Regions from separate parts of the Mus musculus genome. Here regions 1 and 3 are each linked to region 2. The links are chromatin loops, found by intact Hi-C in ENCODE. Cell type or tissue: left cerebral cortex. All regions are shown on one strand. Region 1 holds the start of Gm21123 (a long non-coding RNA gene). Region 2 overlaps Sbf2 (SET binding factor 2). Region 3 holds the start of Sbf2 (SET binding factor 2).

The links. A loop is a pair of places that touch in the nucleus more often than their neighbours do. Peaks named below come from ENCODE experiments on the same cell type or tissue, not always from the same donor. Only the 100,000 strongest peaks of a DNase experiment are listed, where the experiment ranks them.
Region 1: a loop joins it to region 2, with 2.1 times the contacts of the local background. A loop is called at or near these places in 2 of 42 quality-filtered maps.
Region 3: a loop joins it to region 2, with 2.0 times the contacts of the local background. A loop is called at or near these places in 13 of 42 quality-filtered maps.

What each region holds. Positions count from the first base shown.
Region 1 is chr7:110,697,299-110,705,298 of GRCm38, reverse strand. Gm21123 (a long non-coding RNA gene) reads left to right here and starts at 5,567. Exons shown (of 4, transcript XR_140838.1): 1 at 5,567-5,785. In left cerebral cortex, no CTCF peak of the experiment used is centred here; DNase peaks (open chromatin) are centred at 3,053, 3,274, 3,607, 6,907 and 2 more places; H3K27ac peaks cover 779 bases.
Region 2 is chr7:110,543,529-110,551,528 of GRCm38, reverse strand. The region is part of intron 2 of Sbf2 (SET binding factor 2); the gene reads left to right. Among named protein-coding and RNA genes, the nearest start is that of Gm46027, 58 kb to the left of the region's middle. In left cerebral cortex, a CTCF peak has its summit at 3,068 (motif pointing left); a DNase peak (open chromatin) is centred at 3,053.
Region 3 is chr7:110,609,662-110,617,661 of GRCm38, reverse strand. It overlaps Sbf2 (SET binding factor 2), which reads left to right and starts at 2,742. Exons shown (of 41, transcript NM_177324.2): 1 at 2,742-2,955. The coding sequence starts at 2,901. In left cerebral cortex, CTCF peaks have their summits at 3,365 and 7,007 (motif pointing right); DNase peaks (open chromatin) are centred at 2,244, 2,908, 3,412, 5,902 and 1 more place; H3K4me3 peaks cover 2,247 bases; H3K27ac peaks cover 2,124 bases.

The DNA of each region.
Region 1 (8,000 bases), 150 kb before region 2:
AACAAAGACCAGAAGAGGTTCTAGCCGATAAAATGTCATGTGCATACACACACTCAGGTTAAGTTGTGTCCTGTTTTGTGTGGAAGGAGAATTGAGTATTTTATAAATGAAGAAAATCTAGACTTTTTGGTTTATATTTAAAAGACAGAAAGTTGACACAATTGTGGCTGCTACAAAGGTCATTTTCAGATGACACACTTTTAGTGAATTTCAGTGTTTTGAGTGCCTCCAAGGAACGGCAGGATTTCCCTTTGTTCTGACTAAGGACACTTCCTTGAGAGTGATCTGCAGGTCCTGGAGAGCCCTGGGCTGCCCAGATTCTCTGAGACGTGAGCTTCTTTCCCTGATACCCTTTTCCCTAAAATCCTGGGTCCACCAGAGCTCCCAGTCACTCCTATCCTTTTTCCTCTCTGACAGCAGCCTCGCCCCCTGAGGGTTTACGGCCACTGTGTGTTTATGAATCTTGACATTCTGATGTGCTTACACTTTCCCTCCCCTCTGCCTTTCTTTTCCCTTGGCCTCCTCCATGCTTCTTCCCCCTTCGACTATCCACGAAATTCACTGTTTGTCCAGGACTGGTCTACTCTTATGGAGACTAGACCGTGAGATGAACCTAAGGAAGGAAACAGAGATGAGGTGGACAGAAAACCCCAAGAGACCCGGGAGCAGGAGCTGAGTCTCAGAAACAGGCTGACATCGTTCAAGGACAGGAGTGACCTAGAAAGAGAAGCAGAATCCAGAGAAAGGGAGACTGAGACGCTGAGAATTTCCATGAGACCGCAATGCGATTACAATGCCTTAACCTACACAAGAGCTGTCCACATAGAGAATCAAGCCTGCCAGGCTTTTCCTCAAAATTTTAGAAATATAGGTGGTCCTGTTCACCTCAAGACTTTTGTTCTGATTTATCTTAGTGTTTTGGGGGTTTTGTTAGTTTGTTTTGTTTTTGTTTTTGTTTTTTAGGTAAGGTCTCTCTGTGTAGTCCTGGATGTCCTAGAATTTGATATGTAGACCAGGCTGCCTCCAAACTCACAGATATGTGCCTACTACAGCACCTCAAGTGCTGGGGTTGGCCCCCACACCTGGCCAATAACATTCCCCTTCACGGGGTCACTCCATATCTCTACCTCCTATGCTTTCAGACACCTGTGGTCAACCTTAGTCCCCAAACAGAAAATTTCAGAAATAAACAATTCAGAATTTCTAAACATTTTTACAGTATATTGTTCTAATCATTCTACTTTATTGCTGCTATTGTCAATTCACTGTGCCTTTATAAATTAGACTTTGTTGGAGGCATATATGCATGCACATAGAGAGGGGATGAGCAATACTAGCCTCCATTTAAAGCATCCTTGAAATGTCTTGAAATGTAACCCTCTGGGTAAGGGAGTGAGTCTACTAAACTTTCTTCTAAACTTCCTTGGCTTTGTTCTTTAGTGTTATTTCCATAGTCTGTTTGAATGCTTGTTTTTCTATATGTGTGGAAAGGCATTTCAGCTTAATTCTTTTCTAAGTAGGCACCTATAATAACATCAAATATTGAATATGCCCTACCCATTCTCTACCCCTTGGTCTCTCATTTGAAATATCCACCATGGAGACCAACCTGCTTCTGTACCCTCTATTGTGTTCCATGAAAGTATCTGTCTATTCCCATGCCAATCCTACAATGTTTTAAACACTGTAGCTTTATTGTGGATTTTGATATCAAATAGAGCAAATTATTTTTTTTCAAAATGTTCTTGGCTGGGCTTGTCTACTTTCTATTCCAGATGAACTCCAGAAATCAGCAGTCATAAAAAGTTCAGAAATCATCAAATACCTTGTTTTCTGAATGTTCCTCCTTTTCCAGTTACTAATCGGAATCTTCTCCTCCCCACCCCCATTTCCTCTGAGCAGCACAACGGGGCATCAGCAAGATCCTCCCTTCATACTGAGAACTGAGCACGATAAAATTAGAATCATGCAGAGATGCTATTCTTAGGGTCAGGAATGGTAAGCACAAAGCACTATATTCTGATTAGATGCAATCATTTTTAAATATTTATTGTACTGTTAATTGTATAGATGTGGGTGGATATGTGCATGTGCGTAATAGTGCCTGCAGAAACAAAAGGTTTAGTTTCCCCTGGAGCTGCAGTTGGAAGCAGTTGCAAGCTGCCTGAAATGGGTGCTGGGAATTGAACCCATGTCTTCTAGAAGAGCAAGTGTACAGGCAGAGCCATCTCTCCAAGCCCAGTCATCTTTTTTTTTTTCTTATCGAAAAAGAGGATAGCCTGACATGGTGGTTCCTGTCTTTAACAGGCCACTCCAGAGGTAGAGGTAGGCTGATCTCTGTCAGTTCAGAGCCAGCCTGGTCTATGTTGAGAGTTCCAGGTCAGCCAGGACTGTATAGTGAGACACTGTCTTAAAGAAAAAGAGAAGCTATTGACTAGAGGTAGCCAATGCGTCAGTCCCCATGCCTTTCTGCCTCCCATTACCAATGACTTATAGCCAACACACCAGGCACCTGTGAGCTTGGATGGGGCCACTTCAAGCATTGACAAAACTGTGTTTCTGAGGCGTCCTGGCTGAGACCCAGGCTCCAGCCAAGGACACTTCTCAAGGCGAAGACTGTTTTGTGAGCCATCTGCTAAAAGTGAACAGCCTCCCCTGGCAGCAGCTGGCCTGGCCACGTGCTTTCTTACAGGATGGTTTGCCAGCGTTCCTCTCCCAGTAAGCGAAACAATGGGTGGCTTCATGGGTTTCCTAACCTTTCTTTTCTTTGTCAGTAGGAAGTTTTCCATGCATCCTCACTTCCTATGCACATGTTTACAATGCCAGGACAGGCTTCCATTTCCTGTTGGATTTCTCTCTTTTACCTGAGTCACGCTAGACAGCTGGCCATGGACATGGTCGTCCTAATTCTGGATTTTTCCGAAACAGCCCAGATTTCAAATATTCTGAACTTTAGCCTTAAGCTGTTAAATACTTGGAATTCTAAGGTTTCCATGCCCGGCTAACCCCTCCCGTATTGCATTAACACTGGGAAATAGCCCAAAACAATTTTGTAAGATGATGTGTCCTTAAAGTTGGTTTGAGTCTGAAAAAAAATCTGTTATAAAACATTCCTGAACAATGACAAACACATCCCTTGACTGTTTCTAGCTAAGCACTCCAGCTCTTATATTTAGCCAAAGGAATTCTTTATTTGGACTGTGTATTCCTTTTTATACATCATGCCTGTTTAAAAAAAAAAACTTGAATTGAAACTTCCTTATATAAAAATGAATTAGTGAGGGAGGAGGAGGCAGGGGTGGGGGAAAAAAAGAAGAAAGAAAGAGAGGGGGAAAGAATATTGTCTACATCCACAGCACACAAGGTGTCCCAACGGGGATGGTCCAGTCACTGCTGGGAAGTATGGCGCTGTCCACGAGGGAGGTGCTGACGATTAGCTGAAGTTGAACAGGGGCTGCCCTCCAGGGTCCTGAAAGAGTACCTTCCACACCCCAAGCACCATCCTATCAGAGAAGTGTAAAGTACCACGAGAGCCTAAAACAACTTTCTGTAGCCCCCTTATGCAGCAAACAGGCCTCCAGAGTTTTCGGCAGCTTTTCCATACCAGTCAAACCCGGCGTTACAGTCAGCCCACATGGGATTCCTCTGAACACTGCAATACCTGCTGTAGATGCTTCTAGAGGGTCTAGCAGTCCCTATAGATGCTCATTCTGGTGAACCCAATAGAAGGCAGGGTCAGCCGCTAGGGGATGGAAGGGATGTGTACCTAATCTCTCTCTACTTCCTGATGACTTCTTTATTGTTCTGTTTCCATGTCAAGTCTAAGGACATAACAGCCTACCTTTCTTTTCTTCTTATTCACAAATGTGTAGAAAAAGGATTATTATTTAGAGGGGGAACAATTAGCTTAGATGTTTGCAATATAGTGACTCTAAACAAGTTATTTTTCCCTCTAGGCTTGATATCCTCACAAGTGAGGCAAGAAATGCCAGGACTCGGAGTCTTCATGTCCTTCTGTCCTTGAGCCTTCTTTCCTTTGCCCCTCAGTCATATGCCTCCCACTAGGCCAGCAACAGCCTGTCACTCAAGGTCTCCATCACTGAGGACTGCTGTGTGACCTCAGCAGCAGGGTCTAGGGATGGGGTCATTATTTACTGAGGTATTAGATGAGCCTAAGGGCCTTGGCTATGGACAATGTGGAATGTACAAAAGGGAGACCCATGTTGTGGAAAATTCGGGAGCGTTGATATTCTCTCTCTCTCTCTCTCTCTCTCTCTCTTTCGCTTTTATAAAAGCATTATATACCTACTATAAGAAATTCTAACAATATTAAAGTACACAAAGAAAAAGTCTTGAATCTTCAATATAATACCACCCCAAAGTAACATAGCTGGCATAAGAAAACATTATTGTGTCTTTCTTTATGTGCATAGACAAGTAGATAGGTGAATAAGAAAGAAAAAGCAAATAATGCATTATGAGTGGATGGATGGATATAGTATAAATTGATAGATGAATTAATTGATAAATGAATGGGAGAAATCATAAAGGGATCATACTTTAATGCAGTGGTTCTCAACTTTCCTAATGCTGCCACCCCTTAATACAGTTCCTCATGTTGTGGTGACCCTCAACCATAAGATTATTTCATTGCTACATCATAACTGTAATTTTACTACTATAATGAATGGTAATGTAAATATCTGATATGAAAACCCCGTGAAAGAGTTGAGTCACTATATATATATATATATATATATATATATATATATATATATATATATAGTGAAAGAGTTGATATTGATCTTTATTTAACAGATTAAAAACACTAAAGTAACAGAATTTCTTGTCTTTATTTCTTTTCCACAATAAGTGTTTCTTAGCCATATATGGTAGTGTTTACCTGTGATCCCAACATTCAAGAGGCTGAAGCAAAATTCAAAGTTTGAGACCAGCTTGAGCTACAAGGTAAGAACTTGTCTCAAAACAAAACAACAAGAACAAACTTTATTTAGAATACTAGTTTGAGACTAAAACCCTCTTTTATCTTATTATAATCCAGTTTTAGGCAATATCAATCAGGAAATTAGCACTTTTATACTGCATCCCATCTCCCCTCCCCCATTTTCCAAGTGCCCTGTCTAATATATTTCTTTCCTATTTTTGTCTTTCACTGTGAGTCACTGCTGTGGCATGCGATTGGAATTAAATGGTGCCTATAACAGAGATGCGATGGCATAGATGTGTTGTTATAAACACTAAAGAATACCAATTTTTTAAAAAAAGACCATCTTAAAATGTCTCTTGGTTACACAAACATAATAATAAATTCAACTATTTATACGGATCACTGACCTAGTGTGCCTAATTACCATGAGTCATGGAGATGATTGCGCAGGATTATCTTCGAGTATTACAGTTTCTTAAATGAAGTTAAGTGAACAGGCAACCTGGGTCGACTCAAAAGGTCATACAGCATGACGGCATTTGAAATCAACCTCCTCTGCGATCTCCTGGGGGAATTCCCGTTGGAGAGGAGGGCAGACTGACCGCACACTATGCCAACCATAGTAAGAACTCACTGCCCATCAGACGCATGGATGAGAACTTTACATATAATGACGCATTTAATCAGCCACCGTTCTGATGAGAAACTTACTTGATTTCCAATTTTAAACATGAAGAAAAAGAGTGGCCAAAGGAACGATCAAGTTCTCATAACTATTGAAGCCTCAACTTCAGACCATCGCAGTGAGTAACGGAGACAGAAACCATGTGCTTAATGGTGAGACTGGGCTGTTTTATCTGGGGCAGATATAAGTATTTATGTGGGTGCATGTGTTTGTGGGTATACATATGCACCTGTGTGTGCGTGGCTAGAGCTGGCACTGGGTGGCTTGTTTCATTTATTGAAACAGGGTTTCTCAGTAGACATAAAATTCACAAATTTAGTGAGCCTGACTCAAAGATCCACCTCTCTTCTCTGCTCCCAAGCACTGAGATCAGAAGACATAGGGCACTGTACCCAATTAAAAAACAAAACAAAACAAAACAAAAAACATGGGTTCTAGGGAGCTGAACTCAGGATGTCATGCCTGTGTGGGAAGCACTTCAGCAACTTCCCTGGCTGTGATAACTTACTGGCTGTGTGGCCTTGAGTTAAGCACTCAACCTCTCTGGGACATAGTATCCTCAGTAAACAAGAGACTAATAAGGGCTTTCTTGCTGTCACTGAGTGTGCCTGGGAAGGAGCTTAGTAGATGGCGTCATTATCTTCTTCCCTCCAGAACTCTCAGGGCACAGCCGGTAGTGTTGGTTGGAACTCAGTCAGGAATCAGCCCCCGTTGATGAGAAAAACACCACCCAAAGCCACAAAAACAAAACAGTTTTCTTGCCAGAACACAGACGGGGAGGACAGCAGTTCCGACGGCCGTGAACCTTCACCAAGTTCAGATTCAGCGTGAAGTCTACCAGGATACTATTTGTTCGCATGATGCATTCTCAAACTATGATTTGACAGTAGAAGTCATTTCCTCTGGGCACTACCAAGCGAGCCACTCACTATCATCTGCATTCCTTTGGCCAAGCTTTCTTCTACAGTTCTGGATCAGACACTCAGCAAAGCTGAGCCGATAACTTGCCTCTATGGATGTGACACCTGAAAGATCAAAGCCAAAAAAGGGTTCGTTGGAAGCCTAAAGAAGGAGGCAGCAGTCCAGTACTAGAAAAGCAGAAAGCCGTGAAGACAGAAGAGTTTATTTCTGGCCCCAACTCAAAGTCAAGACCTTGGATGAGTCCCGTATCCTCTAGGCAGAAGGGCTTGTTTTCTCATCTATAACACAAAGGCTTCCTGGATGCTCTCCCAAGGCCTGGCTAACTCTGCCTCATGCTATTCTGGGAGAGGTGCAGGGTTGGCATCACAGCTGTGATTTATCTGGGAGAGTTTTCAGAGAAAGGAATACAAGGCAAACCTAGAGACTACAGACTAAGACGAACTGGAACGTGGGAAAGCTTGGTGAAGGGCACGTGAGAGAAGCAGGGTGATTCATCTACAGGACAAAGGCAAGAAGACAGCTCTGGGGTTCATATGCCAAGATGCACCAAGAGCTGAAGAGGAGAGACAGTGTATGAACTCTAACTCAGCAAGTCAGGGTCTTTCTTGATGCAAATGACAGTCTAGGAGGGTAATATGGAAACCTGTCCTCTCTAAGAAAAGGGATGGGTGAAGGGAGTGAGCAAGTCTGTAAAAACAAAAAAAAATGGAGGTCTATTATTTATCTATCTATCTATTTATTTATTTATTTATTTATTTATTTATTTGGTGTGTTAGCATGTGCTTCTGTGCATGCATCTCTCTCTCTCTCTCTCTCTCTCTCTCTCTCTCTCTCTCTCTCTGTGTGTGTGTGTGTGTGTGTGTGTGTGTGTGTGTGTGTTCTCATGTATGCAAGTGTATGTGGAGGCTGGTGGTCAATATTGAGTGTCTTCCCCAATCCTTTAATTCCTTCCCTAAGATAGGGTGTGTTAATTACTTTTTGCTATGATAAAATACCATGACTAAAAGCAGCTTAGCGGGGGGGAGGGGGGGAAGAGGTCTATTTTTAGCTCCCAGTTATGGAAAGACAGACTCCCATAGCAGAAAAGGCATGAAAAATGTATCAGGAAGCCACACTTTCATCTACACAAAAGGGAGTTGGGTAGGGCAATAAACTCTCCAGGTCTGCCCTCAGGGACACACTTCCTCCAGCAAGCACATCCTCATAGAGAGACTTCGTAATCTCCCCAAACAGCACCGCCATCTGGGAACCAAGCGTTCAAATAAATGAGACTATACGGGATATTTCTCATTCAGACCAGCGTATAAGCTGTCTCAATGGACCTGTGGCTCACTACTGATTCAGTTAGTCTGGCTTGTCAGCAAGATCCAGAGATCCTCCCGTCTCTGTCTCCTCAGTGCTACCACACAGGAGAACTGTAATGTTCCACCGTGCATGGCTCTTTGT
Region 2 (8,000 bases):
CCTCAAAATTGCCCCATAGCTAAGGATAACTTTACACTCCTGATCCTCTTGGCACTATCCCAAGTGTTGGGATTCTAGATATATCCACTCTGCGCGGCTGTGTGTTTTCTTACTCTTAGCTCCATTGACGTGTCATCTTCGCTCTGAGAGTGTTGTATGCTTGATTCCTAGTTGTGCTTTTCTCCTTTCTGCATGTCACCATACCCATAATCCAATCATATTGGTTACATGTCTCAGTGAGAGTTCATTCATATTTTAGTCTAGCTAGTAGTAGGTTTCCAGTGCAGGTGAGTTCTGATAATAGTCTGAAAACTTGAATCAAAGGTAACTCCTGCCTAATTTTACTTAAAGCACCTTTCCCTAATGTTAAAACTAAAATTAGAGTAATTATTTAATTAAACTGGAATGTTTTCTGAGAGTAAGTGGAATTGGGAGGAATTCTTAAATTGGGGCTATCCTGAACAAATAGATTACGGCTACTTGTATACACAGTTGTACATATATGTGTGTGTGTGTCATTCATGGTAAAGATTGGAAATTACACAAATCCATTAGTAGAGACTTGTTTAATTAAGATTGCCAATTGTTAATTGTCAGATTATAACACCACTGTTATGAAGGAGAAACTATGGCATAAAATCTATAGAGGGCTACAAATCTAGGGCAAGATTTACTATTTCATTAGTGAAATGAAATAAAAGCCATTGTATATAGTAGCCATGCCTACTATTAAAATTATTATTATTATTACTATTATTATTATTACTATTGACAATGATGATGTTTCGATGTCTATATGTGTGTATTTGTGTATGGCTATGTATACATGAGTGCAACTCTAACACTTGGAGGTTAGAGTTGTTAGATCTCCTGGAGCTGGAATTATAGGCAATTGTGCTAGGAACTGAACTCCAGTCTTTGAAAGAGCACTCTTAACTGAGCCATCTTTCTAGCCCCCATGGCTACTGTCAAAACTTCAGAAAATAAGAAATGTCAGCTTGGCCAGACGTGGTGGTGCATGCCTTTAATCCCAGCACTTGGGAGGCAGAGGCAGGTGGATTTCTAAGTTCGAGGCCAGCCTGGTCTACAAAGTGAGTTCCAGGACAGCCAGGGCTATACAGAGAAACCCTGTCTCGATAAATAAATAAATAAATAAATAAATAAGAAATAAAAAAGAAATGTCAGCTTGGGGGAAATTGAAGTCTGGTGCACTGTTGGTGGGAATGTTAGACAATGCCACCATTGTGGGAACAGTTTAGCAGCTCTTCAGTAAAGTGAGATCACTTTGTGAGCCAGCAGTTCCATTTCTGGGTGTGTTCAAAAGAACTGAAACCAAGGAATCAGGCGTTTGTACTTACAAGTCCCTTAACAGTGGTGCTCACAGTAGCCCCAAAGTGAAAGGAGCACAAGTGTCCAGAGGCAGATGGATAGATGAACACTTAGCAGGACAGTGGAATATTATTCAGTCACAAATATGAAAGTTTGATAAAAGCATCAGTGGACCTTGAAAACATTGTGCAGTGGGAACAAGTGAGTCACTAAAAGACAAATACTATATAATTTCCATTTATAGGTGGCATTTAGAGTAGCCAAATTTATACAAACAGTAAGTAAAATGAAGGTTTCCATGGGTAGGAAAAGATGAAAAGAAAAACTAAATTGTTTTCAGTCAGAGATTTTCAGCATTGCAAAATTGAAAAGAGTTGTAGAAATTGCTGTCCAGTAATGTGTATGTACCCACCACTACAAAACTGTACATGTAAAAATGGTTCAGATAGTTGGTTTTATGTTCCATGTTTTACTGGTTACTTTTAAAAGTGTGTGATGTAGAGTTTATGTATAGACCTAAGATAGTGTCTAACACAGTGTAAGGCATTGGAGACATGTGTCTTCAGACAGTATGGCAAATGGGCAAGACAGTTTGTAACTGTTTTGAGAGAACAAACCTGTGATTATACTACCTTGTTTCAAGATACACTATAAAGCTTCATAGTCAACAGGGTTTGGCATTGGCTTAGAGATAGACATGTGTTAATAGATCAGGGAACAGTGCAAATCAGTTTCCATGGTTTCCAGGAGTGATGTAGTTGGGGAGGAGACAGGATAGATAAATAGGAGTACAACTGAGTATCCATCTGAACAAGTAATCTCGATCTGCTTTTAAACTGTATGGAGAAATAGATTTAAAACCCATTATAGACTCAGTGTAAAAGCCAAAGTTATAACTTTAAAAATAAAACTATAAGCATTTTTATGACCTTCTAAAATTAGGTCAGGATTTTAAAAGTACAACATCTAAGACATGACAATGCTGTTTCTCTGGTGTATTTGAAAACTTTTGAAAATATTATATGCAGAATGGTGGTTGATCAGATAAGATGAAGCCTTATTCTGTTTTGTAAGTTTCTCTTGGTCCTGTAAGTATTTGGAGGCTAGTTGGGCCTTCTGTAGTTGGTCATCTACTTTTAGTGAGAAGGAGGGTATCAAAAGTAGGTGGACTCAGAACACTTGATCAGCAGCCCACTAAGAACTTAGAGCTGAGTTTTCTAAGGAACTTAACATCATCTGCCCAATACTCGATCTTCTGCAATCTGGAATTTTGTGTGTATCACTACTGTAGATGGTGGCAACTTAGACATTAAAAACATATGTGAAATACCTTGCAATATGAAACAAAGGACTCTGGTAGTTTACATATCAATCATAATGTGTTCATGTATATACACATGGATAGCAATCGCGTGCTTGCAGGGGACACTATTCAGAGATAGTATGAGCTCTCTCGTTCACATACACTATTTCCAAAGGCATCTACGTAGTGATATTTGTATACTATAATCTGGAGAAGTTCTCTGGTGATCTAGACATCCTGTACACTGTGTGAAACATGCTTCCTTCTTTGTTGGGGTTTTTACTGTTATTTAGAGATTCATGTGTGCCATTTTTAGTTATTGGGTATTACAGTTCATAGTTATTTGCTTATAATGTGAACTAATGTAAGGACTTAGAATGACTTACAAATGTGTTGGTTTAAGAAAAAGAAGTATTTGGTGGCCTCTAGTGGTGACACCTATGTGTCTGTGAAAAGTCAGTGATCTCAATATACAAGATTTTATAGGGAGGATCACTAAAGTGGCAGGAGAAACACATATGTACATTTATTGGAACAATTTTTTGTTTTCGAGAACTTAAAATTTATGAGTCAGTTATAAATTTATCAGTGATATGGATATATCAGTTACAATGATTATCAATTAATGATCATTACTTTTCATTCTTTTCAAGAAAAGACTTGAAATTTTCTTCCTTCCCTTCTCCTCCCCCTTACTTTCTTTCCATTCAATAAAATTTTGCTTTGTGTTCTAGACGGCCTTAGTTTGAAGTCTTCCTGCTTCAGCTTGCTCAGTGGTGGGATTGCAGATGTGTACCAGCCTGCTGGGTTTCATATTTCATCTTAATCAGGAAGTATTTCTCTGTATATTGTATTTCATGTTTAGTATTGCATTGCATTGCAATGTGCCAGTGATGGGGGTAACAGGGATACTTTCTGAGACCTTAGAAATAATGCAAGCTACAAAGAGGCATGTATCTTATATATTAATCATGAACATAAATAGGCCGTGGTAGAATTTATGCTCTTGGGTGGGTAATTGTGACTAGTTTAAAGGTAATCTAAGTTTGTTTAAGACTATCTATAATCTGGACCATATATGGGAACTGAGATATATCATGTCAAAAAGTGAGAAGTTGATATAAAGTCAATATTTGGAAAGCCAGGGAGAACATAGACACTTTTAGGACAGTTAAATGTGAAATTAATTTCTGTTTATTCTAAGTATTATCCATTGAAATCTAGAGAGATTTAATAGCTTGTCCCTGTGCCATATAGCTATTTGCTATTTGCTAAGATAATAAAACTGTGATCTTTTGACCTCATTAAAAGTAAAATATTTTCCGTGTGCCCAGCATACGCACATTGCTGAGGTTGGCCTATGTGTGTTGGACACTCACTAATACATGGAGCAAGCTGACTTTTAATTACTTTTGTTAAAAGCAAAACTAATCTTAAATTCTTTTTTTTTTTTGTTTTTTTTTTTTTTTTTTTGTTTTTTGTTTTTCGAGACATGGTTTCTCTGTGTAGCCTTGGCTGTCCTGGGACTCACTTTGTAGACCAGGCTGGCCTCTAACTCAGAAATCTGCCTGCCTCTGCCTTCCAAGTGCTGGGATTAAAGGCACAGGCCACCACTACCCGGCTCTAATCTTAAATTCTTCTTCTTATCAGGAAGGGTTAATTAAATAACATTAGAGAGACAATAGTAGGATCACTGGCTGCTTATTACTCTTCAGAGAATCCCAGTTTGGCTCCTAGTACCACATGGTGGCTCACAGCTACTGGAACTTTAGTTTCTGAGCATCTGACACCCTCTTCCAGATTCTGTGGGCACCAGATAGCTACATAATACATAGACATACATATAGATAGTACACCCATACACATCAAATAATAAATAATAATAAAAACAGTAGTAGGGAAGCATTTTATTATTAAACTTTGAAGACTAATGAGATATTTACAGAGTTGGTGGTTCCAAGTTATTTTTATTGTCTAAGATAGACCTCATTTACAAATGCTATCCATAGGGTTTGTGGACTGGGGAATTATGGCACCAGTAGGGCTCTAAATAAACAAGTTAGATTTTACAATTGAGATTATAACTGACTGAAAGACTTCCCTAAGGGGTAGTACAACCTTAGTATTTCCTTCAGTTTAGAGCTATGTACTTAGTTTAGAACCAGAAATAACCTGTCAAAAAATCTGAGTGGTTAAGCTATTCATTTTTTAATCAAGTGTGTTTTCCATTATTTGAATTTCACTGGACATTGATGGCTTTTCCACATATTTCTGAGCTCTGATAATCAAAATGAGTTGGAATTCTGGGTTCTTAAAGTCTTTATATGTTTTTTAATTAAACATTTTTAGATAATGTATTTTGATCATATTTCCCTTCCTCCCAGAGTCCATCCACTTTCCCTTTCACCTGAGAGAGAGAGAGAGAGAGAGAGAGAGAGAGAGAGAGAGAGAGAGATGAGAATCAAAACAAAAACCCAGTAAGACCCCCCCGAAAAAGTGAAGGTAGCAAAAAGCAACCTCCAAAAGGCCATTGAGTTTGTTTTGTGTTGGCCAACTACTCCTAGTCCTGGGGCTGCCCCTGGAGTGTGATTGATATGTTCAATGATACTCTATTGGTGAAAACTAATTTTCCCTTTGCCTGCAGGTACCAGGTGAAAATAGCTTCATGGTTAGTAGGAGTGGGACTTGTTTTGTTTCTTTTTTGGGGGAACTTGTTTCTTTTCTTTTCTTTTCTTTTCTTTTCTTTTCTTTTCTTTTCTTTTCTTTTCTTTTCTTTCTTTTTTTTTAATTGCATTATGATGAGAAATAATAGATATTTCAATTTATCTGAATTTGTTAACATTTAAAAACATATTTTGAGTAAATAGACTTACATCACATTCTTCTTTCCCTTTTGTACCCCAACTCCTCTCAGAGACCCCCTTCAATACCTGCCATACCTTTCGTTTATCATATTCTTTAAAATTTATAAAATATTATAACAATAAAAATGAGTATCATAAAAGTTGTTTGATATTAGACAATCAGTTGAACAGTTTTCTATAGATGCTTATCTATAGCAACACTGAAAATATATACGTTTTTCTCTATAAATTTTAAATAACTCCAAATGTATTAACTGTGATATTTTAAAATAATAATATACCATCAGTTTTTTTAGTGAATATAACTAGATAAAGTTTGTTTGTTTTGTTTTTAGTAGAGCTTAAAATCTTGGCTCTTACTGTGGTACAAACTCAAATTAAGAACAATTTTTGGACATTGGAGTTCATTGTAATAAGGCTGTACTTCAATGTCCCTTACATCAACAAAGAATTTTACCTCCATGGTAGCTAAGCTAAGAGTTGACAGTTCTGCCACACCAAGGAATGAATTGTAGGCACCATTTTTGGATACAGATTTTCTGCTATGGTCAAAGCTGTTTGACTTGAGTGATTATCTTCATTCTCAACCCGCAGGGAACAGGTTACATTTGTTTAAGAAATGGTGTGAGTATTGAGATGGTCTATCCATGAAGTCATTCATCAACTGTTTCAATGAAGAATGGTTCTGCTTGGAGGGTGGCACAGACGATAGGTGAGGGTAAGATTCTAATTCGTTGGCTGTGATGATTTTGAAAAGCACTCATCTCAGAGTAAGAGTAACTTATAAAGTCCTCTTTTTCAAAATTGATACAATAATTATAAATATCAAGCAAAGTATTCAGTTTCACTCTGTGCTGTTCTCTTACAAGCCACCTCCCAAATTAATTGCCTACGTTTCTTTTGGCTGTGTAAATAATTTTGAAATAAGCTCTTCTGAAAACCACAGTATAGTGTAAAAACATCAAATAAACAATCCTACTAATAGAGAGGCAGAGGTAGGAGAAGCATGATTTCAAGACCATTATGTGGCACACAGCAAGACACTGTCATGTACAAAGAAGCAGAAAGTGTATATGGATTGTACAATACTGGACCTATTTCTCCAATTACCATATTAGAGAGACCACTGGATGATAGCCAAATTTCTGATTCCTCATATTTTTGAATTTCAGTCGATTAGGATATGTTGGTAACATTAATTTTCATATTAAGAGATATTAAGGAAAAGTGATTGTTACTTCCTGTTATTTTTGTTATTAGAGGTGGAATTATGTTTGTGTGGGTTTGTTGTAAGATTACTTTCTTGCTTTTTCTAGGGTGTAGATTCACTCCTTGTGTTGGTATTTTCCATCTATTTTCCTTTGTAGGGCTGGATTTGTGGAAATAGATTGTGTAAATTTGGTTTTGTCATGGAATATCTTGTTTTCTCCGTCTATGGTAATTGAGAGTTTTGCTAGGTATAGTAGCCTGGACTGGCATTTGTGTTCTCTTAGGGTCTGTATGACATCTGCCCAGGATCTTCTGGCTTTCATACTCTCTGATGAGAAGTCTGTGTAATTCTGATAGGTCTGCCTTTATACGTTTGTTACTTGATACTTTTCCCTTACTGCTTTTAAAATTCTTTCTTTGTTTAGAGCATTTGCTATGTTTTCTAATTCCAGGGTTTGTGATTTCTTTATTGTTTCCAGTTCCATTTTTTTAATTAAGTATTTTCTTCATTTACATTTCCAATGCTATCCCAAAAGTCCCCCATACCCTCCCCTACCCACCCACTCCCACTTCTTGGCTGTACTGTATAAAGTTTGCAAGACCAATGGGCCTCTCTTTCCATTGATGGCCGACTAGGCCATCTAGTTCCATTTTTAGATCCTGGATGGTTTTGTTCCTTTCCTTTGCCTGTTTGATTGTGTTTTCCTGTAATTCTTTAAGGGATTTTTGTGTTTCCTCTTTAAGGGCTTCTAGCTGTTTACCTGTGTTCTACTGTGTTTCTTTTTAGGGAGTTATTTATGTCCTTCTTAAAGTCCTCTATTATCATCATGAGAAGTTATTTTAGATCTGAATTTTGCTTTTCTGGTGTGTTGGGGTATCCAGGACTTGCTATGGTGGGAGAATTGGGGTCTGATGATGTTTCTGTTGCTTATGTTCTTTTTTTTTTTTTTTTTAAGATTTATTTATTTTATTTTATGTGAGTACACTGTAGATGTCTTCAGACATACCTGAAGAGGGCGTCAGATCTTGTTATGGATGGTTGTGAGCCATCATGTGGTTGCTAGGATTTGAACTCAGGACCTTTGGAAGAGCAGTCGGTGCTCTTAACCACTGAGCCATCTCATCAGCCCCGCTTATATTCTTACACTTGCGTCCCACCATCTGGTTATCTCTAGTGCTACCTGCCCTTGGCTATGTCTGACTGTGCTCTTGGTTGTATAAGAACGCCTCAGAGTCAAGTTGTCTCTGTGATTCTGTGATCATGTGATCCTGAGAATCCTGGGTGTGTCCGAGCT
Region 3 (8,000 bases), 66 kb before region 2:
ACCTATTTTTCCAAGTAGTGGTGGCTCGCGTGCGCACGCGCGCACATACCCACACATGCCTTTAATTCTGGTACTCATGAGTGTGAGGCAGGAGGATCTCTGAGTCTGAGGCCAGCCTGGTCTACAGAGTGAGTTCCAGGACAGCCAGGGATACACAGAGAAACCCTGCCTCAAAAAGCAAGCTAGCAAACAAAAAACAAAACAAAACAACAAACAGAAATAATCCATACCTATTAAGATGTCTATAATATTAAAAACAAAAGAAAACAGGAAAACAAGTGTTGACAAAGATATAAAGTTAAAATCCTTGATCAGTGCTGAGAGGTAAGATCACAAAGCCATTGTGGAAAACAGTTGGTGGTTCCTCAAAATTAAACAGAGAATTACCACATGTAATTCAGTACTGTCCGGTAGTGCTGTTCCTAAGGATATACCAATGGAATTGCAAATTGACATTCACATACTTTCTATACATGGTCATAGTGCCAGTACCCATAAAGTAGAAACAATGCCCCAACCTACCAGTGGATAGGCAAAACATGGTCACACAGACAGTGCAGGGTTATTTAGCAGTAAGGGGAATGTAGCACTGAAGCTCCAATGTAACTCTAGGCAGTACTGACAATAAAGTAGGGTTAGAACTAGGAAACAATAAAGCAAGCAGGATTCTTAGACACAAAATGGCATATACTTTATAATTCAAGTTATAGGAAGTATCTTACAATGGGCAAACTTATAGAATCAGAAAGTAATGGTGTTATAGCCAGGACCTAGAGAGAGAAATAGTTATGTCTGTTTAATGGATTTTGGGTGAAGAAAATGTTTGAAACTAGACAGATGTAGTCATTGTCCACAAGGTATTAAATATTTTTAATATTTTATGTGTATGGATGCTTGGATGTTTGTGTGCCACATGCATGCCTGCTGCTGGAGGAAGCCAGAAGGTATTGGATCCTGTGCAAATGGAGTCACACATGGTTGTGAACTGTCCCTGTGGCTGCTGGGAATCAATTCCAGTCCCCTGGAAGGGCAGGCAGCACAGGTCTCTCAACTGCTGAATCATCTTCCCAGACCTTATCCCAAATTAAAAAAAAAAAAAGTAAAATTGAGGGAACAAATCCCCACAATAATAATTTATATGGAATCCATCCCCTACCAGCTGTAATCAAGGCAGTTCCAGGAGGACAACGCCGCCGACAGAATAGGGAAGGACTTTCTACCATGGCTGTTAAGCACTGGAATGGCAGTCTGTAGAGGAAGTGAGATTACTCTTTACTGAAAAAGTGGAGGAAGAGCTCCCAGGGAAGTTACCTGGAAATTTTCTCTATGAGGTGTGGCAGGTTGTTTTGTTTGCTTTCATTATTTTGAAAACTAACCTAGTTTTCATCACTGCAGGTATGCTGATTCCGTCTGACTAGAAGCTGATTACAAAGGAGGTCCCGAGGTAAAGTACCCCTTCCCTTTCAATTCTTCTAGCATAGCCCAACCCTCTCAGACCTGCTGAAAGGTCTGGCCTTTTGCTGTCGATATAGTTTAACGGTAGCAGGCTTGCCCAGCATGTAGGAGGCCCTAAGTTCAATTTCCAACGCGGAAGCGGGAAAGGGGAACGCTGGCCCAGAAGAGAGAATTAGTCAGAGCAGCTGAGACTATGACCCTTTGGACTCTGAGTTCACAGCTCCAGGCACTAGCTTTCTGCTGGTCTTTGGCAGAGGGCGTGTGTTGCACTAGGCACGTTAGAACCTACTACGTACAATCTATAGAAGGATCAAACCCTCAGTGAACGATGGCTTCACGATCACTTCTAAACCATAGGTTCTGAAAACTTCATAGTTCAAATACATACACTACTACTAAAATTTCATGATCATTAAGAAGTAACAAAGTTAAAAAAAAAAAGTGACAAATCCAAGTGTGCCAGCCAAATTAGAAAACATCGGTAGGAGATATTTCTTAAAAACGCAATCGACTTGAATGCTCTCTAGGCTCTCAAAGTGCCCTATGAATTCTGTGGAGTGTTTGCAGTAGAGCAACTTGAAGTTAACACCTGCTTCAGCCTGAAAAGTCCTGAGACAGTGAAAAAGGCAGTGAAAGTCAGGCGGGCGGGGCTCCCCGGGGAGAGACCGGCCCATTTTAGGAGGATCCCGGGGATGCCCCTGTTCCTAGGTGGAATAACTCCCTGGGGCACTCAGAGGAAAGCCCAAGCTGACCGCCCCCAGCCCAGGCAGCCCCGAAACCAGAGGCGCCTCTGAAGATTGCGCAAGTCTTTTCCTCCCCCGCCTGCTTGGTGGCATGTTTCTAAAATTCCCATCTGCACAACATAAACAGGAAACGTGCAGCAAAAAGCCTTGGCGGTGCAAATTCCAAGCTTCCAGCCGAGGGCGGGAGAATTTCATCCGTGCTGCCGGTGGCAGCAAGCGGCACCAAAGAACAAACTTTCCAAGTGACCCCGCACCCCTCCATCCCCTTTTCCCCCCGACTGCAAAAGGGAGATGGCGGAAGGAAGGACCCCTGCTCCAGGAAAATAAAGAACCGGGCGGGGGTGGGGGGCGTTGAGGCAGCAGCTGGGCCTCTAAGCGCCCGGCCTCGGTGGCGGCGCGAGGCCAGGCCGCGCCGGGCCGCCCACCTCGCGAGCCGCGTGTCCGAGCGGCCTCCGGGCGCCGCGTGGGTTCGCGGACGCCGGGCACTGGGTCGTCGAGCCCTTTCGGGTGGGGCGGGGGAGGGGCGGGCGCGAGGCGCGGCGCAGGCGCAGTGAGCGCCTCGGTTGTCAAACATGGCTGAAGCGCCGCTGCTACCGCTACAGCCGCCGAAGGGAAAATGCTGAGCTCGCCCGGGCCGGGTGGGCGGCGGCGGCGGCGAGGGCGGCGACGGGAACCCGCTTCCCGGGCGCGGCGGCGGCGGTCATGGCCCGGCTGGCCGACTACTTCATTGTGGTAGGCTACGACCACGAGAAGCCAGGTAAGGGTGTGGGGCGGGCGCCGCCCCCGGGCTTCGCCTCCGCCCCCGGCAGCCGTCCAGTGGGCTCGGCGGGGCCGGGCGTCGCGGCTGGGAGGCGGGGAGGCGGGCGGGCCGGGTCCCGCGGTGGAGGAGCTGCGGGTCGACTGGTGTCGGCCTTCGCGGCGGGGCCGAGCCTGGCTGCGGTGGGCGTGTGTGAGGGAACCGTCGGACGGCGGTAGCGGGGCTAGGCCGCGGCGGTGCGGCCGGGGACTGGCGGGCCGGACCGGTGGCGAGCCTGCCCGCGCGCCGCCACGCGCTTCTGCGGAGGCGGCTGGCACCCGGGACCGCGCCCTCGTGCCTGTGGAGTTGGGAGGGCGGGAGCACACTGTACGAGGCTCCTAGGGATACACTGTGTCCTGCATCCTGAATAGGAGTGACGCTGGGGGCAGTCCTCCCGGAAAGGAAGTGCCGAGAGTCCTGCGCTGCCTCCCGCCGGCCCGGGGTGTGTGTGGGGGGAGGGGGAGGCTGGACATCCCGGCCGAACGCCGGGTACTTGGATAGGTCAAAGGATCCGAGCACTTTGAAACATTTCTAGGAAAATTGTTTCAGGACGTATGTGTCGGCATTCCAGAATGAAAGGACTCTGCTAAGCAAAGAGAGCCGGCCGACCACTGCAGGTGCTCTCTCTCACTTAGCTCTCACGTGTTTTGATTGTTCTCTGGTTTTTCTCGGCCGAGAATTTTTCACAAGGAACAGTTTGGCAGATAGGTTGCTTTTTACACTTCGGTGGACTAGCACAACCAGAAGTATACAGGGCTCATGCACGTTCATTTTCGTAATTGTATCTCTTTGTGTTGCTGTTTATAGATAAGCGGGATGTGCTAACAAGGTTATTGTAGAGCAGGGGAAGCTACAGTCTCGCAGTTGCAAGGGATTTTAGATACCAGCGCTCCACCCCCTTCCATGTCCCCGAGGTGCTTAGGTTGTGCTTTGCTGATGTTAGTCGTTGCACCAGCATACCATTGTTCTGCCCACCTCTTTTTATTATTTATCCCTAAGGATTTATTTCAGAGATGGGAGCCTTCACATTCTTTTCTCACCACTACCTAATTGAGGTCAATTAGGAGAAGCAGGCTCTTGCTGGGCAAGCCTGGAGACCTGAGCCATGAAAAGGTGCCAGGCAAGAACTGATTGCCCACAGTTGTCCTCTGACCTTCCTGGGTGTGCCCTGGCATGCATGCCCACTCCCACCATGAAGACACACAATAAATAAAAGGAGAAGACGTCGGGCTGTATTTGGAGAATCTTCTGGCTGCTCCAAAATGCCCTGTCCTTTCTTAGAAAATTTTGAGTCTCTTACCAAGGTGACATAGTCTGTCAGTCTGGTAAGATTGCCAGTGTGCAGAATCAGTTTTGTTTTTCACCTTGTTCCATTTTTAGTTACATTGTTCTTCACCCACAACAATTTTATCTTGTGTGCCCCCCCCCCCCCCGCCCCCCAAGATAGGGTTTCTCTACAGAGCCCTGACTGTCCTGGAATTCCTATGTAGACCAGGCTGGCCTTGAACTCACAGATATTTGTCCTCCTCCCACACCCACAACAATTTTGAAACAGTAACAAACTTGAAAAAGTTGTAAGTATGATACATAATTATTGTTATTTTATTTTTCGGACATTTTAAGAGGAAGCTACTGCCCTTATGCTCCTTCACTCAGAATGGTTTATCGTGAATTTTATACAAACAGGAACATTGGTCTACACAATGGCAGTACAGTTGTCAAAATAGGAAATTCAGGACTGGAGAGATGGCCCAGAGGTCAAGAGCCCTGGCTGCTCTTCAGAGGTCCTGAGTTCAATTCCCAGCAACCACATAGTGGCTCACAACCATCTGTAAAGGGATCTGATACCCTCTTCTGGTGTGTCTGAAGACAGCTATAGTGCACTCACATACATAAAATAGATAACTAATTCTTTACAAAATAGAAAATTCATGCTGACCCAGTATTTTACTTAATTTGGGTTTTGTTGATTATGCTATTAATTTCATAATTGGTGAAAGTAGTACAGTTAAGTGCTGCAGCGTTTCATTATCTTTTTAGTCTCTCAGTATGGATCAGTTCCTTCCTCTTCTTCATGGTCTTGTCACCTTTGATGGTTATAGGTCAGTTACTTTTATTGTGCTGGGTACATATGCTTGGGCCAGTGTATGTATGACAGCAGTGGTGTTCACTGTGTCTTGTCAGGAAGTACATACTTTACCTTTGATTGTAATCAGCGTCTGCCAGCCTTGCCTACTAACAAAGGTCATGCTCTGATCTCCCACTTAGGGTTACTCCCTTATGAGGTATCCTCCTCACTCTAATTTTTTTGCATTTTTATAAAGATTTATTTATTTCATGCATGTGAGTACACTGTGGTTCTCTTCAGACACACTAGAAGAGTGCATTGGATCCCCTTTACTGTGGTTACTAGGAGTTGAACTCAGGACCTCTGGAAGAGTAGTCAGTGCTCTTAACCACTGAGCCATCTCTCCAGCCCAGTTTCTTTGCATTTTAATGCTCCAGGCAAGTTTGCTCCTCCTGCTTTGACCCAGGGTCTCTGATAGGATATGCTTGGCTTTGGCCCTTCTGGATTTCCCCCTCAGTGAGCCCCACTTCTATCCTTTGGCTACTAAGACTACTCTTCTTCCCACACTGAACAAAGGGAAGATTTCTTTCTTTCCTTTTTAAAAATAAAACTCAGAATATGGCATAAATTATAATCTCAAGTATGAAATATACACTTTTTCTGTTATATTTTTGCATAATTTGTATTTTATTCAAGCATATTTTTTGTGCAAAAAATTTATGGTAACAGCTGAGTGGTTTTAAGCAACTGTATACACTAGTGTAGTCACCGCCACAATCAAGATATAGAACATTTCCTTCTCTATAAAAAGTCTTCTTATGCCTTTTTTGCAGTCTGTTTCCTCCCTAGCCTCGGGTGGCTGCAGATCTGCTTTCTGTCTGTATGTTTTTGTCTTTCTAGAGTGGCACATTAATAGAATCAGTTTTTTTTTTTTTTTTGAATGTTTGGCTTATTTTCTACTTAGAGTCATCACTGAGATTTATCCATGTTGTAGTGATTAGTAATTGTCTCCTTTCACTGTTCCCCTTTCCCTTCGATGCTGAGTATGGAGCCCAGGACCTCAGCCATGCTAAGCATGTAGTCTGCCATTGACCTGTACTCATTGCTGAACTGTTCAGTTCCTTTCCTTTCTTTCCCTTTCCCTCTCTCCTTCCCTTTCCCCTGTAGCTCAGACTAACCTCAAACTTATGATGTAGTTCAGGATGACCTTGAACTTCTCCTCCTCCTGCCTCTGTCTCCAATGCTGTGATTATAGGTGTGTACCCTCATGCCTTGTTTATGTGGTGCTAGAAATGGAGTCTGGGGCTTCCTACATGGTAAGCAAGCACTCTTATCAATCAAGCTATGTTCCCAGCCCCAGGCATACATTGTTTCTTTATATTGCTATGTGTTTGTTCATTCATTCCTCAGTTGGAAGACTGAAAAATTCTTAAATCATGGGCAAGTATCTGCAAGTTTATATGAAATCGTCAGCGTGTTTTCCAAACTACCTGAGCTGTATAGGATAAAAATCTACAAAGTGATTTTTTTTAAACTATAAGTGAAGAATCAATCTAATTTATTTTCTAACCTTTTGTTATACAACTACCTTTGGGAGTTAATAAGGCTTTATTAATCCAACTCTCTCTAAAAGCTAATCAGATTATAATAATATGATGCTTATATGTAGTGATATGAAATTTGTGTGTTTAATACCAGAGTGTTTCTTTTTTTTTTCTTTCTTTTTTTTTTTTTTTTTTTTTTTTTTTTTTTTTTTGGTTTTTCGAGACAGGGTTTCTCTGTGTAGCCCTGGCTGTCCTGGAACTCACTTGTAGACCAGGCTGGCCTCGAACTCAGAAATCCACTTGCCTCTGCCTCCCCGAGTGCTGGGATCAAAGGCGTGCGCCACCACGCCCAGCTCTTTTTTTTAATATTTATTTATTTATTTAATGTATGTGAGTACACTGTTGCTGTTTTCAGACACACCAGAAGAGGGCATCCCATCCCATTACAGATGGTTGTGATCCATCATGTGGTTGCTGGGAATTGAACTCAGAACCTCTGGAAGAGCAGTCAGTGCTCTTAACCATTGAGCCATCTCTCCAGCCCCAGAGTGTTTCTGGTATTATTCAACCAATACATTACTATTATTTTTAAAGTGTCTTTGCCATTAAGAATAATTTTAGTTGAATTACTTTTAATTAAAATATTTTTCCTTTATTTAGTGTTATGTGTGTACATGTGAAAATCAGAGGACAGTTTTCCAGAGTTCATTTTCTACTTCTAGCATGTGGGTTCCTGGGATGAAATTTAGGTCATTAGGCTTGGCAGCAAGAGCCTATACTTGCTGAGCCATATTGCTGACCTCAGATTTTTCTTTTCTTTTCCTTCCTTCCTTCCTTCCTTCCTTCCTTCCTTCCTTCCTTCCTTTCTTCCTTCCTTCTTCTCCCCCTCTCTTTTTCCCCTCCCCTCCCCTCCCCTCCCCTCCCCTCCCCTCCCCTCCCCTCCCCTCCCTCCCTCCCTCCCTCCCTCCCTCCCTCTCTCTCTCTCTTTCTTTCTTTCTTTCTTTCTTTCTTTCTTTCTTTCTTTCTTTCTGAGACAGAGTCTCACTATGTAGCCCTAGATGTCTTGGAACTATTTATGTAGATGACACTGACCTCAAAAACTCATAGAGACCCACTTGTTTCTGCCTCTTAAGTGCTGGGGTTAAAGGACACACACACACACACACACACACACACACACACACACACAGGTAAAAATGGGGAAATCTGAGGAAGAATGGTGGCTTCTTATATGAGACCAGCATCCTAACAGTGATACTGTACTTACTGTAAGGATGCAACTTGTCTATTGAGGGAAATGAGGTAAAGGGGTCCATGGTGCTTGCTATTCCTTTAACTGTTGGTAAATCTACAACTGTGTCAACCTAAAAAGTCCAGAAACTGTAAAGAAGATA